Regions from separate parts of the Homo sapiens genome. Here all the other regions are linked to region 3. A link is a contact called in ENCODE Hi-C or POLR2A ChIA-PET data. All regions are on one chromosome and are shown on one strand. Each heading gives the region's core, a stretch centred on a gene start or an enhancer-like site at or near the end of the contact. The rest is flanking DNA. Distances are from core to core; before and after follow the strand shown.

Region 1 (4,331 bases), core at 214-2,713, 63 kb before region 3:
TACTGGTTCTTGCCCTAGGACAGAAGTGGCTGTTTGCTGTACCTCTCAGTGGACACTGAAAATGTGGATGTGTCCAGTTGCCTGCTGTCCAGCAACCCTGGAAGAACTTGTGATGGCTTTGTCTTCGTTATGAGAACACTTTGATCTGAACCCCTTTCCTTTTCTGAATCCTTTCCCTTTTTTTTTTTTTTTTAAGACAGTCTCACTGGCTGAAGTGCAATGGCACCATCTTGTCTCACTGCAACCTCTGCTTCTTGGGTTCAGGCAATCCTCCCAACCCGGCCTCCTGAGTAGCTGGGACTACGGGAGCACACCACCACACCTGGCTAAATTTTTTTTTCTCGTAGAGATGGGGTTTCTCTATGTTGCTCAGGCTGGTCTCTAACTCCTGGGCTGAAGTGATCCTCCTGCCTCAGCCTCCCAAAGTGCTGGGATTACAGGCATGAGCCACTGTGCCTGGCGTCTGAGTCCTCCTTCTAAAGGGAACCCACTGCACAGCATCTGGCTGCTGCCAACAAAATGACTGCCCCACCAGTCCCACAGGTGATGAGAGTTTGCAATGGCCTTCACAGCTTAGTACCTTAGTACCTTTTCTCTCCTGGTAACTTAGAATGGAAGCCCCATGGGGGCCCACGCATATCTGCGAGGGTGCACAGGCATGTGGCAGAATGAGCCAGGGGCCACCCTCTTGTTCTGGAGGTGCTGAGAGCCGGCCTGGCTGGGGGCTGTAACTGTCAGGCTGACTCCCAGCCACACTGTCCTCCCTGGAGTAGGTGCTCGAAACCTTTGCTTTTTGCCTTTTCGCTTTAATCTGGAACGCTTGGGGAAAAAAAAAAAACAAAAAAACAAAAAAACAACAACAAAACAGTAGACCAAATGGTGACTGAGTCCCAACCCTTCTTCAGGCCAGATGAAATCATGGTCCCTGCTGGCGCCATTCCTCCATCTCAGAGCCCTCACTTGGGTTCAGACCCTCAGTCACACAGGGAGCCCCGCCACAGCTGAAGTGTTTTGTCAGAGCAAGATTGCAAAGAGTTAACACTTTTGCTTTTTCGGAAAGTTATCTGTGAAGAGTATTAGTTGTTTAATAAAGCGTGCCTGCCCTCCCGATGAACCCGCCAGTGACTCTGCAGCTGGGGTCATTCCAAGTTCACGCAGTGGACTTTTGACTGCCTTCTGTGTCTGTGAAAACAGTCGGCAGCTCCTGCGGGGATCATTCATTCAGGCCTGTAACACAAAACTATTGCCAATGGGCACCTGCTGGGGCAGCTTCCCGGGAGGGCTGGGAGGAAGATACCAAACTCATCAGGCATCTGTGGAGATAAGAGCGGCAGGGGATCCACTGGGATCCCGCTAATCAGGCCTGCACTTAGACCCCACTGCCTGGCCAACAGGCTGGTGTCAGAATGTATTAGGCAGCCCTGGCCAGGATAGGATGTGAGCTAATTAAAGGCCTTTTACAAAGAGGAGGAGGTAGGGGGTGGGGAGAGAGAGAGAGTGAGAGAGAGAGAGAGAGAGTGTGTGTGTGTGTGTGTGTGGAGGAGGAGGAGGAGGAAAGAAGTTTGAAGTGCATTCCCCAAATTTCCAGCACATTCTTTATTCCTCTGTTTTATCCCTCAAAACAGAAGAAAACAAATTAGAGGCTGAGCATTTGGTTATTTCTAACCTGAAATTGTCATTCATTGTGCCTGATGCCGTATTGGTTTTAACTGCTATTTTTGTGGAATTACATATACTGTGAAAGACATCTTTTGCCGCAGTCTCCCTGGGAACATCCTGTTGTTGAAATGCCGTTGGTCAGCTGCTTGAATTTTGCCCTTTTCTCTGACTTTGACACATCAAGGCAAAAATAGGTACCTATTTGTGGTGTGTTCTAGGTTTCTCCCTTTTGCTTGGAAAATCCACTTGCCAGCTGTGAAGGGTGCTGCTGGGAGGATGAAATGAGTCAGTGCACAGCGTGTGCTCTTAAAGTTTGGTGGTTGAGGTGGCGGTGGTAGCAGCTTGGCTCTGTGGTTTAAAATGCCACAGCATGCACTATCTTGAAAATACTCAGTAGTCCTAGCATACAACTGGGTTTTAGTTACACCTACTTAAGGAAGAAAGCTCATTTGAAAGTGTTTGATTTTCCTGTACTTTCGTTTGTTTATTTAGCCTGTGTATTCCCCCCACCCCCAGTAAGCAGCAAACTAACTTATTTATAGGCCTCAGGTATGTTTAAATCTGTGGTATTTTCTTAATCAGCCTGATAATGATACATTTTTGAAAGCAGTTTTGTTCACACATAAACCTAAGCCTTTATTATATTATTCTGATACATTCCACATAAGCTTGTCTGTGCACAAAGAAACATTTAGATTAATCTTGTACTACATGGTAACAATCCTAGGAAATTCCAATCAAAAGCCAACAACCTGTTTCCTTCATTCTGGACTGTTGGTGGGTTTGTTTTTGTCTGTGGTCTGATAAGGAGTAACAACAATGTTAATTTTGTATTTCCTTGGCATTTGTCTCACATAATCTTTTGTCAAAGTTGACCAGTAGGCTTGTCAGGCTTGCCATGCAGTTTATGAAATAAATAGTTACAATGGAGTAGTTAACTTAGCCCTGCGGAATATGTTAGTGTATCCTTACCGTAAGTGTTTAAAATGTTAATTACATTTATCTTTATTTCTCAGCATTGCTATACAGAAAACATGGGATAGACACTGATACTGATTGCCCAGTTGAAATAAGTTTTGAATTTAGTAACTGAATGGATAGCTTTAAAAATGGTACTAATATTTTGGGAGACTGAGGTGAGCAGATTGCTTGAACTCAGGAGTTCGAGACCAGCCTGGGCAACATGACCAAAAAAAAAAAAAGTCTAAAAAATACAAAAATTAGCTGGGCGTGGTGGCACCCGCCTGTAGTCACACCTACATGGGAGGCTGAGGTGGGAGGATCATCCGAGCCTAGGAAGTTGAGGCTGCAGTGAGCTGTGTTTGCACCATCACATTCCAGCCTGGGTGACAGAGCAGGACCCTGTCTGAACAACAACAACAAAAAGATACTCATATTTATTGACTGCTTCACTATGTGCCAGGTACTGTTCTGAGTCTTCATACAAATTGATTTGTTTAATCCTCATAACGACCCTGTGGAATGCTAGTTTGTAAATGAGGATACTGACGTTCAGAGAAATTAACTAATTTGCCCAAGGTTACAAGGAGAGCCAGGCTAAGAACCGAGATTCTCTGATTCAGAGCCCGTCCTCTTAATACCAGTGCAAAAGCAGCACTCTATCTAGTAGGCTTCATTCTCGAACCTCTCTGCGATATATTTGCAGGGATTAACCATGTAAGGCTGTATTATCAAGGGGATACAGAGAATTTGAGTCACAGTTTAAAGTCATTTCCTGTGCTACCCTGTGTTGTATAATTAGCTCTTTTGTAGATGCTGTACCATCCAGGCCAAAGTGTGTGGCCGAAACCAGGAAATTGTTCTAACCCTGTCTGAGACACTTAGTGAAGGAGTTTTGACTTTGCTCTAACTCTACACATCGAGCTGACTATAGATTTATGTGCAAAAAGCATAACCTCATGTTAACAGGTCTATTTATTGTGTCTCTAGAGCAAGTTCACAACTATGTATGGACAACTAGAAATGCCAGGCTCTGTGCTAGGCACAGGGGACACAGACATAAACAAAACAAAGCCCTCTCCCCTTGGGGTCACCATCCAGCAGGGGAGGAGGACTTGCAGTCACACACATGTGGGAAAGTGTTCCAGGTTTGAGTTTGGTGTCTGTGGGGGTTCCTGTAGGGGGATCTCAGGAAGGGGTGGACTCTTCTACCCAGGACAAGGAAGGTCTGTACAGGGGAAGGCACGCCGGTGCCCAATCCTGAAGTCCAAGGAGATGCTTGCCATGTGGACAAGAGACAGGTGGGGACAAGAAGAGGCACACAGGGAGCAGTCCCAGCAGGAGGGAGCCTGGGGTGTGCAGCAGCAGGACTAGGGAGGGGTCAGTGGAGCTTAGCAGGTGGGCCTCTGGAATGAGGAGCTGGCCTAGTGGGGAAAGACTGGCTCATTGTACATCCCTTTGTTTTCCCTTGTTTCGCCCCCACCCACCACGTGAATTTAAAGGGGAAGAGACTTAACTGAATGTTTCACTTTTTGAGCCTAGTATTGTTATTTGTCATGATTTGACCATAATCTGCATATATACAATGTTAACTATTATTTTTTGCAAGTTTTTTTTTGTTTGTTTTTGTTTTTGAGACGGAGGTTTGCTCTTGTTGCCCAGGCTGGAGTGCAATGGCGTGATCTCGGCTCACCGCAACCTCCGCCTCCCAG
Region 2 (4,229 bases), core at 1,581-4,080, 42 kb before region 3:
ATTGAATGTCTCATATGTATCAGGCTCTGTGCTATGTGCTTTACATGTATTACCTAATCCTTACAGCATCTTTGTAGGGAATATTTGTATCCCCATTTTGAAAAGGAGGAAAACAGAGGCCCGCAAAGGTTACTTGTCTGTGATCTCATAGCTGTTGGGTGTCACAGTCAAAATTCAAACTCAGGTGTGATTATCTTTCTATTATGCCACATCCATACTTCCCTACTGAGGTCTTGAAGGCAAGAGACAGAAACCACTTCTGATTTCTGATTCTCTGTCTCTAGCCTGCCGTACAAGTAGGGCTTCTGCACATGTTGGATTGCTTGGTTGACTGGGTGTGTAGTGGATTTGTACTTGCTCATATCGGGACTCATTTTTCCTTCGTCTGAATAATCTGGACCTCTATCTCCAGGCTTTACTTGTCACAAGACAGTGGGAGGATGGGATCATGAAGGATGGCCTGGGCCAGTCACTCCCTACATGATGGTGTAGCTCTTTTGGGTATCTCTGCCCTGTTTTGATGACCATCTTCAAAGTCAAGGACCTGGGTAAAATAGTGCTTCCAAGCTTCAGAGAAGAGCAAGGCCAGAGGGCACCCATGATGAGCACCACTGGAATTCCCTCCCTCCACAGCCCACTTGTTTTCTGCTGTCTTTGAGGGAGAAATAATGGCTGGGCAGGACTTACCTTCCCACTGAGGTGGGGAATGGGGTAGAATTAAGGATGCCTAACTAAATGCCTCCATAGTAAAAGGAGGCCACATGCTTTATGGTAGCCTGGATTCAATCCTCAGAGTGCAGTGAACTGGCCCAGGGCCCTGCCTTTACCACTGTATCCATCATTTGGCTGGCTTTGGTTTAGTTTCTGTAAAACGTCTTTCCCAGTAAAATCTGATTAACTACTCATCAATACAGGTTTGGTTGGATCATAGATTTCAACATCTACTCAAGTTTTCTGGGTTCTCAAAGCTGTATTTCTAGGGGTGAAGACTTTTGTAATGGTTGACTGTTAACAAGTGGCAAAGGACAAGTCCAGTTGGCTTGCATAAGCAATTTTTTATGGACAGAGAAACAGGAATTCAGACAGAAGTCCTACAGTAAGTTGAGATAGGTGTAGGTACCTTTCCATGGCAAAGGTCTTCATCTTACGGAAGAATCCAGCATTAGAGGGAAGAGTGATCTCTTAGGTCATCTCATCCCATCCTCCTTGGGTCAATACATTGTCTTTGTATAGAGAACACCCAGGACCCAGTTGGTGCTGGGGAGCTGAGGCTGCCACAGCAGACTTAGTTGGAAATTAAGCTTTTGGCATAGGCTCACTCATCAACTTTGGATATTAATTGATGGGAGTAGAAGAAGAGGGAGTGATATTGGGTATTCTGCCTAGATTATTCTCCCATATTCTCTTGGTGGGGGAGTATTATAGGATTTTTAACTTCCTCCTAGTTAGCTGCCAGCGATAGGTAAAGAGCACTTTACCCTATCTGTCTTCCAAGAAAGAGAATGTAAGCTCTTAGAAAGAATATAAGAGCTTGAGAGAAACAGGAAAGACCTGAATAAGACCCTGAATTGGCTGCGGTGCTCCTGGGTCTCTTCAGGTGGAGATGTGTCCCCTGGAGACACACAGGACATGGGCACGCGTCACTTAACTGTGGTTCTCACAGCGTCTGGGGCACCAGAGAGACACGTTTTTGTCTGGAACCTGAAGAACGCTGGCAGCCTACATAATTCTAAACATAGCAGGCACTCTTATTGATTCTTTCCAAAACAAAGGTCACATTTCCTTTCTGTGTAGTTTGTGTCCTGGGTTCCTGCTGACTGTTTTGTGTATACGATTGTTACCTTCTCAAAGAGACTGTCAGTTCTTGAGGGCAGGGTTCAAGGCTGCTGTTTGTTTGTGTTCTTCAGCAGTACCTAAATCTGTCCTGGGCTCAGAGGAAGTATTTAGTAAAGACATTCTACCTTGGGTTGTAGGTCACACAGTGCCAGAGCTGGAAAGGATTTTGGAAATCGTAGAGTCCAACACTCTAATTTTGTAAGTGGTACCACTCCAAAAACTTACTTGGGAGGCTGGTGTTTATCTGCTGGAAAGAGAGGATTTTATTATGTTAAACTATAGTGCAAATGACCATAATTCTAAACCTTTGACAGGCTTCCCTCAAACGCTGCAGGCATGTTCCTCCTTGGACTAGTAGCAGAGTAATAAGAACAGTAAGAATGCTAACTAGATACCAGGCCCCCGAGCCATTGTCATGAATGCTTCCAGCCACATGACAAAGTAGGTACTCTGGCTATTCTCCAGATGCAGAGGAGGCTCAGAGGTAGGTGACCTCGCTCAGGGTCATGTAGTTACCAGAATGGTCGAGGGAGGACTGAAGTTTGGTCAGATGCCCCAGCTTGTGGCCCTTCTCCTATACTGTGGTAACTCTCAGATGGGGTCTCTGACTGAAGCCACTCCTTAGTGATTCACGGTGCTAGCTTTGCAGCGTCGTGTGGTGTTTCCAGTTGTCCTAAAGGAAGTTATTAATTTTCATTAACTTTAATTCTCTCATTAGACAGGCAGTGATATGGAAGGCAAGGCAGAAAGCAAACAAATAATGATAGGGGTTACATCTCCAGAAAGGTCAGGAATCACTGCCCTAGGTTGTAAAATATTTGGACTGAGTAAAAGGCATGAGTCTTCCCATAGCTTCTTCCAGGAACTGTTGCTTTACATGGAATTGCTGCTGTGTTCACTAGTCCCTCTTCTGTGCCCAGAACTCACTGTCACATGTGTCAAGAATCCTCATGACTGAGGTTTCCAGGGCAGATCTGATCTGTGTAACACGCACCCTAACCCCCTTGCCAAAGGAGAATGAAATAGGCCCCTAGATGGCCACCCAGTTCCTGGGCCTTCCAGGCAGGCAGCTTGCCTTGAGGCTTTCCCCTGAGCCTTGTATCTAAGGAACATTCCTGTGAGTTTTCTAAGAGGTTAGTCCTGGGTCATTGGCACTTAAACCACTTGTTTTGGTAGATCCTTCCTGAGAAGGTTAATTATATATTTGATATCCTTCTCTTTTTATGCCTGAATGATGAGGATAAGTACTCTGTGGTTTATTAACTGTCACTTTAAACCTTTTCAGATTGTCTTGTGACAAAACAGAGTTTTATGTCCTTTTTATCCCAGCTTTGATGGATGAGACAGCTTTTCTGGTTAAAGTATGCCAGGATAAATAAAATCTCTGAATTGTGGAAAGGGTGGGTTTGCATTTGAAATCATGAGTTCAAGTCTGCCACCTCCTATGAACGGTGACCTAACCTGTTAATCTTTCCATCGATTTCGTTTTTGGCTTTTGACAAATGGAGCTTGGCACCTCATAGGTACTCAGTAATTATTGAATAAATGAAAGACAGCATTACTGGAGGGAGTTTGATGTCTCCAAATATTTGATACCAAACCCTAAAGCAACAATCTGACACATTTCCTGTTTTGAATTCCACTAATTCTTAGAGCAAAGAGCCTATGTTCTTACCATGATACAGTCCTGAAGCTCACTTCTCCCTCAAGACTATTTTGTTATACCTCTGATTTTTTCAGTAAATTTGGAGTAGTATTCTGGAAAGTGAATGTCATTAAAGATTTTTAGTAGTTGCTTTGCAAAGCCTAGTGTCCTCCATTGTATGCATCCCCCAATTGGTATGTGTCCAGTCCTTTTGAGAACCACTCAACCTGGGGCAGACAGTATAGGTAACTGCATTTAAAATATTTAAATTTATTTATATTTAAATTATTGGCCAGGCACAGTGGCTCACGCCTGTAATCCCAGCACTTTGGGAGGCCTAGGTGGGCAGATCACTTGAGGTCAGGAGTTCGAGACTAGCCTGACCAACATGGTGAAACCCCATCTCTGCTAAAAATACAAAAATTAGCCAGGTGTGGTGGTACACACCTGTAGTCTCAGCTACTCGGGAGCCTGAGGCAGGAGAATCACTTGAGCCTGGGAGGCGGAGGTTGTGATGAGATGAGATCACACCACTACAGACCAGCATGGGCTTATCTAATTGTATTTAATTTAAATTTATTTAAAGTAATTCAAATAGTAAAAATAGTGCCAAGACTTTAAAACTCTTCTCCTGCTTTTAACTCCTTCTAGTTTGCTGGAACATTATCAGATGGCTTAGGGAAGACGATGGACAATCGGCATCAGTCAGAGCGGGAGTACATCAGGTACCATGCAGCCACAAGTGGTG
Region 3 (4,233 bases), core at 960-3,459:
GTGTATCCTCAGGGGAGCCACTCTGCTTTTGTATTCTCTGATGTTTTGGTGGGTTTGCAGTTTACAGGTTAAAAAATAATGTATTGGGAGTGGGGGTGAGGTTGGATCACTGAAACCTGGGTAAGGCTCTGAGGGAGTCCACTGAGTCAGGAAATAACTGTTTACACTAGAAAGCTGTTTGATCGTGTGAGAAGATCAACAAGGTGAGCCCTTTACTCCCATTCTCAACTATTCTGGAGCTGTCATGAGATTAAATTTTTAAGAGCTCGGGTCCAGAAACAAGCCATCTTTCGTTGGCTTCTCTGGCTTCCTCGGATCCACCAGAGGCATTTAGGACTTCAGCAAGTTTTCTCCTGCCTGGTAGCATGTTTTCCCTCAGCTTTGAGTACTAATGAAAATCCTGCTTCATGTAAGGGAAAGGCCTGTCATCAGTGTCCGCTTCAGGACACTGCCGTCATGTCCCTTTCTGTGTTTTGATCAGTGGGGCAGACAGAGACAGCCTTGTCCTTTCTGTCAGGAAGATGGGGTTCTAGCTGCTTCATATTTTGCCTCAATGTTGATTTTGCTTTCAGGGCTCAAAATCCTTAGTCTTCAAACTCTCCACCAAAGCTTGCATACTGGCCTTCCTGTTTAGCTCAATTAATGGCCCTTATACCGTCTGCCAGCCACCAGGCACTCACTCGTTTATTCGGCTTATCCTGACTGCTGCTCTACCATAAACCAGACACTGTTCTCCATCCCAGGAATGCAGTGAATGAAACAAATTCCCCCTCTCCTGGAGCTTCCAGTCCACATGGGAGCCAAGCAGTAAATAACATGTTTATCCACCTGGGATGGAAAGCAAATGTGCTTTGAGCAGATGACTGACTTGATGTAACTTACCTTTTTTTTTTTTTTTTTTGAGACAGAGTCTTGCTCTGTCGCCCAGGCTGGAGTGCAGTGGCAGGATCTCGGCTCACTGCAAGCTCCGCCTCCCAGGTTCATGCCATTCTCCTGCCTCAGCCTCCTGAATAGCTGGGACTACAGGCGCCCGCCACTCCCCCGCCCACCCCAGCTAATTTTTTGTATTTTTAGTAGTATTTTTAGTTTCACCGTGTTAGCCAGGATGATCTTGATCTCCTGACCCTGTGATCCATCCGCCTCGGCCTCCCAAAGTGCTGGGATTACAGGCGTGAGCCACTGCGCCCGGCCGATGTAACATCTTTTGAAAGGGCCATTCTCATTGCCATGAGGAGAGTGGACAAGGATGGAAGGAAAGAGAACAAATTATGAGACTACTGTAATAATATATTACAAATCCAGGGATCCTTTGTTAGTTATGATCGAGATGGAGAAATAGTCAGATTTGGGATATATATTGAATTTGAGCCTGCAGGCCTCCCAGTTGATTGGGGAAGATATGTTGAGACGAGTCTGAATCAAACCTTACGTTGAAAGTGATGAGGAAGCAGACCCTGCCATATTCCTCTTGGAGAGCCTTTGGGCTTCTACCATGTAGCCTGACAGAGAGGTCAGCAGGACTGCCCTGGGGAAAGGATACTTTATTAGCCTGTGTAGGCAGTTATTGGAATGACAGCAAGTGCTTTGCTAGGCAAGGAGATAAGAACAGAGCTCTGCTACGTGGAGAGGCACGCCAAGCTCCTTCCCCCAACCCCGCTGCCTGCAGAGGTTACCAGCATCCTCTCGGCAGCAGTCGTCCAGCTTCTCTCCTGATGGGTTAGCAGCGGCCCCTCTACCGCCCTCCCCACTTTCGATCGATATTTGGGCTCTGAGTAGCCAACTGTAAGCCTGCGTCTTGAAGGAAAAATTGAGACTGGCGGGGTATGTGAGTGTGTGATATAAACACAATGGGTTTTTTACTCTTTCCCTTAGTGCAGATCATTGAAACTTCTATAAAGTCTCTGTAATACCCTTAGAGAGTACAATTAATAGTACTGAAGACGTCCTTATAACTGAACTTTTGTAAAATTATTGCTGGATTTTTGTCTTTCCAGCACACATTAAACCTCACCAAGGTATGGGGCTGTCCTTCAGATGTCACAGCCTGATGAACTGAGTGCTGACCTGGCTTTGGGAGCACTTTTCAGTTATCCCAGCTGTGCATGGCCCATTGCATGGCCTGTGACAATTTTCTGGGGTTGTTTCTGTCCATATTTCCAACCTGACTTGCCCACCAGGGCACTTTCTGCCCTTGTAAGTAAATCTCTATGCTGCTTACTGTTAGTTCCTGTTTCTGAAGTGCTGATTCGATGTGTAAGGCTTCTCCTCTCTTTTAGATCTGTCTAGAGAGGAGTGTTTTGCTTCAGTGAGCTCCAGGAACAAATAATAAGTACAGCAAGTACAAGGCCGAGGACAGACCCAGTGCACTCTTATCAGTCATCTGAAATATGCACAGCCTTTCCAAGACAAATGTGCACTCCTGTTTCTAGGAAAACACCAGAAAGTACTTACCAATTACCCTGTATATGCTGTGTGGAAAAAGACAACATCAGCCTACCCTGAAAGCCATAACAAAGCAGATTCCTCCGGGCCGCCGACAGCTGAGTGGCCCGAGTTAGAGCCTCTGCAGAATCCCAGCCTGTGGCCTGGGCCAGGTCCAGGTCCAGGTCCAGGTCCAGGTCCAGGTCCAGGTCCAGGGGGCATTCTTCCCCTCGCATGATTACCACGTCCCTCACCCTTTGCCCAAGGAACTGACCTCATCTTAGAAGAAGTCTCAAGGGTTGGTGTGTTCTTACTAAGTGCCCAGGATTTTCTTCCAGACCCATCACAAATCCAAAGATGGCTCTCCTGAAGAGAGGCCTAAAAAAGAGGGTGCGGCCCAGGGGGATCTATTATAGTAATAACCGCAGGAACGAGAGCCGCCGCTGGTGGGCAGCTCACCATCCGCCAGGAGCAGGCTTGGCGGGCACTGTTTTATTTGGTCTTCACAGCAGTCCTCTAAGGTAGGTGTCATCGTCCTGTTTCAGAGAGAAAACGGAAACTGAGGGTTAAGGAAGGTAACCAACTTATCCATGATCACATGGCCAGAAAATGGTAGAGGCAGGATTCAAAGTCAAATGAGGGTCTTTAACCGCTATTTCATGGTGTATTCACAGGCAGTACTGTAGGTTAATTCTGTTCACTAAATGTAAAGTATGTCTCGTATTACAGAGTGCTTTTGTCTTAGTGAGAAAGGAAAATCATTTTAACCTGCACACTTAACCTCTTGGCTTTATGTCCATTTACCCATCTAGGACTCAAGCACAGAGGGTTCGGAAACCGCGTTGCTGCACGGGGCCCCAGGGGCTGCTTCCCCGATATTCTGAGAGCCAGGCGGAAGGACAGGAGCAGCTCTTCAAACTCACAGACAACATACAGGACGAATTGTAAGTTAGAGCATGGGAAACCAGCCCTGTGGGTCTACTGAGTTGCCTCTTCTTTTGATCCTGAGAAGTCTCCATCTGATCTGAGTTATTTTCATGACTCTTGGACCTTAGATCTGGTCAAAGAATTCCTTGCCCCAAATGTTTTTTAGATTTAGATATAACTGATGCTAAACAGCCTTTTACTCAAAGCAGTGGTTCTCAACTGTGTGCCATAGCCTGGCCTTAGTGTTTTGTTTCTAGAAAATGACAGTCTCTTTCTAGTTAGTTCAAAGAGAGAAGATCATGAATAAAATGTTCTCAATTTTAAGGTTTTTCTCCTGTAAAAATTTCTTAAAGTTTGATATCCCATTTTTGCCGCAGAATGCTAGCAAAACAAAACAGAAAAACAAATAGCAAACAACTAATAGTTGGACATTTTGGAAATGTATTTTTCGTAAGATTGCTTCGTTACTCTTTAAATATGGAGCCTTATATACCTTGTCATATCTTCAGTTAGTGATATTATTCCTAGTTGACACGGTAGAGTTAAGTATTTCACTATTTTAGGATATTTTGCAGAGATCCTTGTAGCATGAAAGTGCTCTATAACCTGAATAGGTGTTAGAACCACCAGCCCACAGAAAGCAGTTAGTTGTGTCTGGGAGTAGCAAAATACTAGATTAATTTCTTCTGATGCTTATTTGCCATCTCCTTTAAGGTAAAGCGAGCGTGGGGGATTCTGAGTGCTGTGGGTGTTTTTCGGTGGGTGGAGGAATGTCTGAAATAGACGTCAACTGTCAGGATAGTCTTCAGAGTCATTGTTAGGGACAGTGTTAAGTAGATCTCATCTCATAGTTTCATGGTAGTATTTGAATGGGGATATCAAAAG

What was found. Hi-C counts contacts between places; a loop is a spot of excess contacts on that map. ChIA-PET counts read pairs that join two places held with the same protein, here RNA polymerase II (POLR2A). Pooled maps may share reads with other maps.
Region 1: a map of heart right ventricle shows a loop between it and region 3 (1.8-fold over the local background). The contact joins two enhancer-like sites. A Hi-C loop is called at or near these places in 5 of 168 maps with a recorded cell type or tissue (HL-60/S4, MCF 10A, aorta and 2 more), 1 of 37 single-sample maps with no recorded cell type and 7 of 50 pooled maps. POLR2A ChIA-PET finds 5 or more read pairs at or near these places in 11 of 52 experiments (BJ, GM10248, MCF 10A and 7 more).
Region 2: a loop to region 3 is called in a pooled map, with 2.5 times the contacts of the local background. The contact joins two enhancer-like sites. A Hi-C loop is called at or near these places in 3 of 168 maps with a recorded cell type or tissue (Caco-2, HL-60/S4 and aorta) and 9 of 50 pooled maps. POLR2A ChIA-PET finds 5 or more read pairs at or near these places in 9 of 52 experiments (BJ, H1, OCI-LY7 and 6 more).

What each region holds. Positions count from the first base shown.
Region 1 is chr1:12,432,433-12,436,763 of GRCh38, forward strand. The region is part of intron 65 of VPS13D (vacuolar protein sorting 13 homolog D); the gene reads left to right. Among named protein-coding and RNA genes, the nearest start is that of SNORA59A, 73 kb to the right of the region's middle. RefSeq lists an enhancer at 1,055-1,199 and a cis regulatory region at 1,122-1,132. Within about 2 kb of position 1,464, at least 26 of the 41 ENCODE cell types and tissues checked have a DNase peak (open chromatin) inside an H3K27ac peak, as active enhancers do; they include heart right ventricle, where a contact is called at or near this core.
Region 2 is chr1:12,451,866-12,456,094 of GRCh38, forward strand. It overlaps VPS13D (vacuolar protein sorting 13 homolog D), which reads left to right. Exons shown (of 70, transcript NM_015378.4): 66 at 4,133-4,229. Among named protein-coding and RNA genes, the nearest start is that of SNORA59A, 53 kb to the right of the region's middle. Within about 2 kb of position 2,831, at least 19 of the 41 ENCODE cell types and tissues checked have a DNase peak (open chromatin) inside an H3K27ac peak, as active enhancers do.
Region 3 is chr1:12,494,267-12,498,499 of GRCh38, forward strand. VPS13D (vacuolar protein sorting 13 homolog D) reads left to right here. Exons shown (of 70, transcript NM_015378.4): 68 at 3,234-3,365. Among named protein-coding and RNA genes, the nearest start is that of SNORA59A, 11 kb to the right of the region's middle. RefSeq lists an enhancer at 2,695-3,195. Within about 2 kb of position 2,210, at least 10 of the 41 ENCODE cell types and tissues checked have a DNase peak (open chromatin) inside an H3K27ac peak, as active enhancers do; they include heart right ventricle, where a contact is called at or near this core.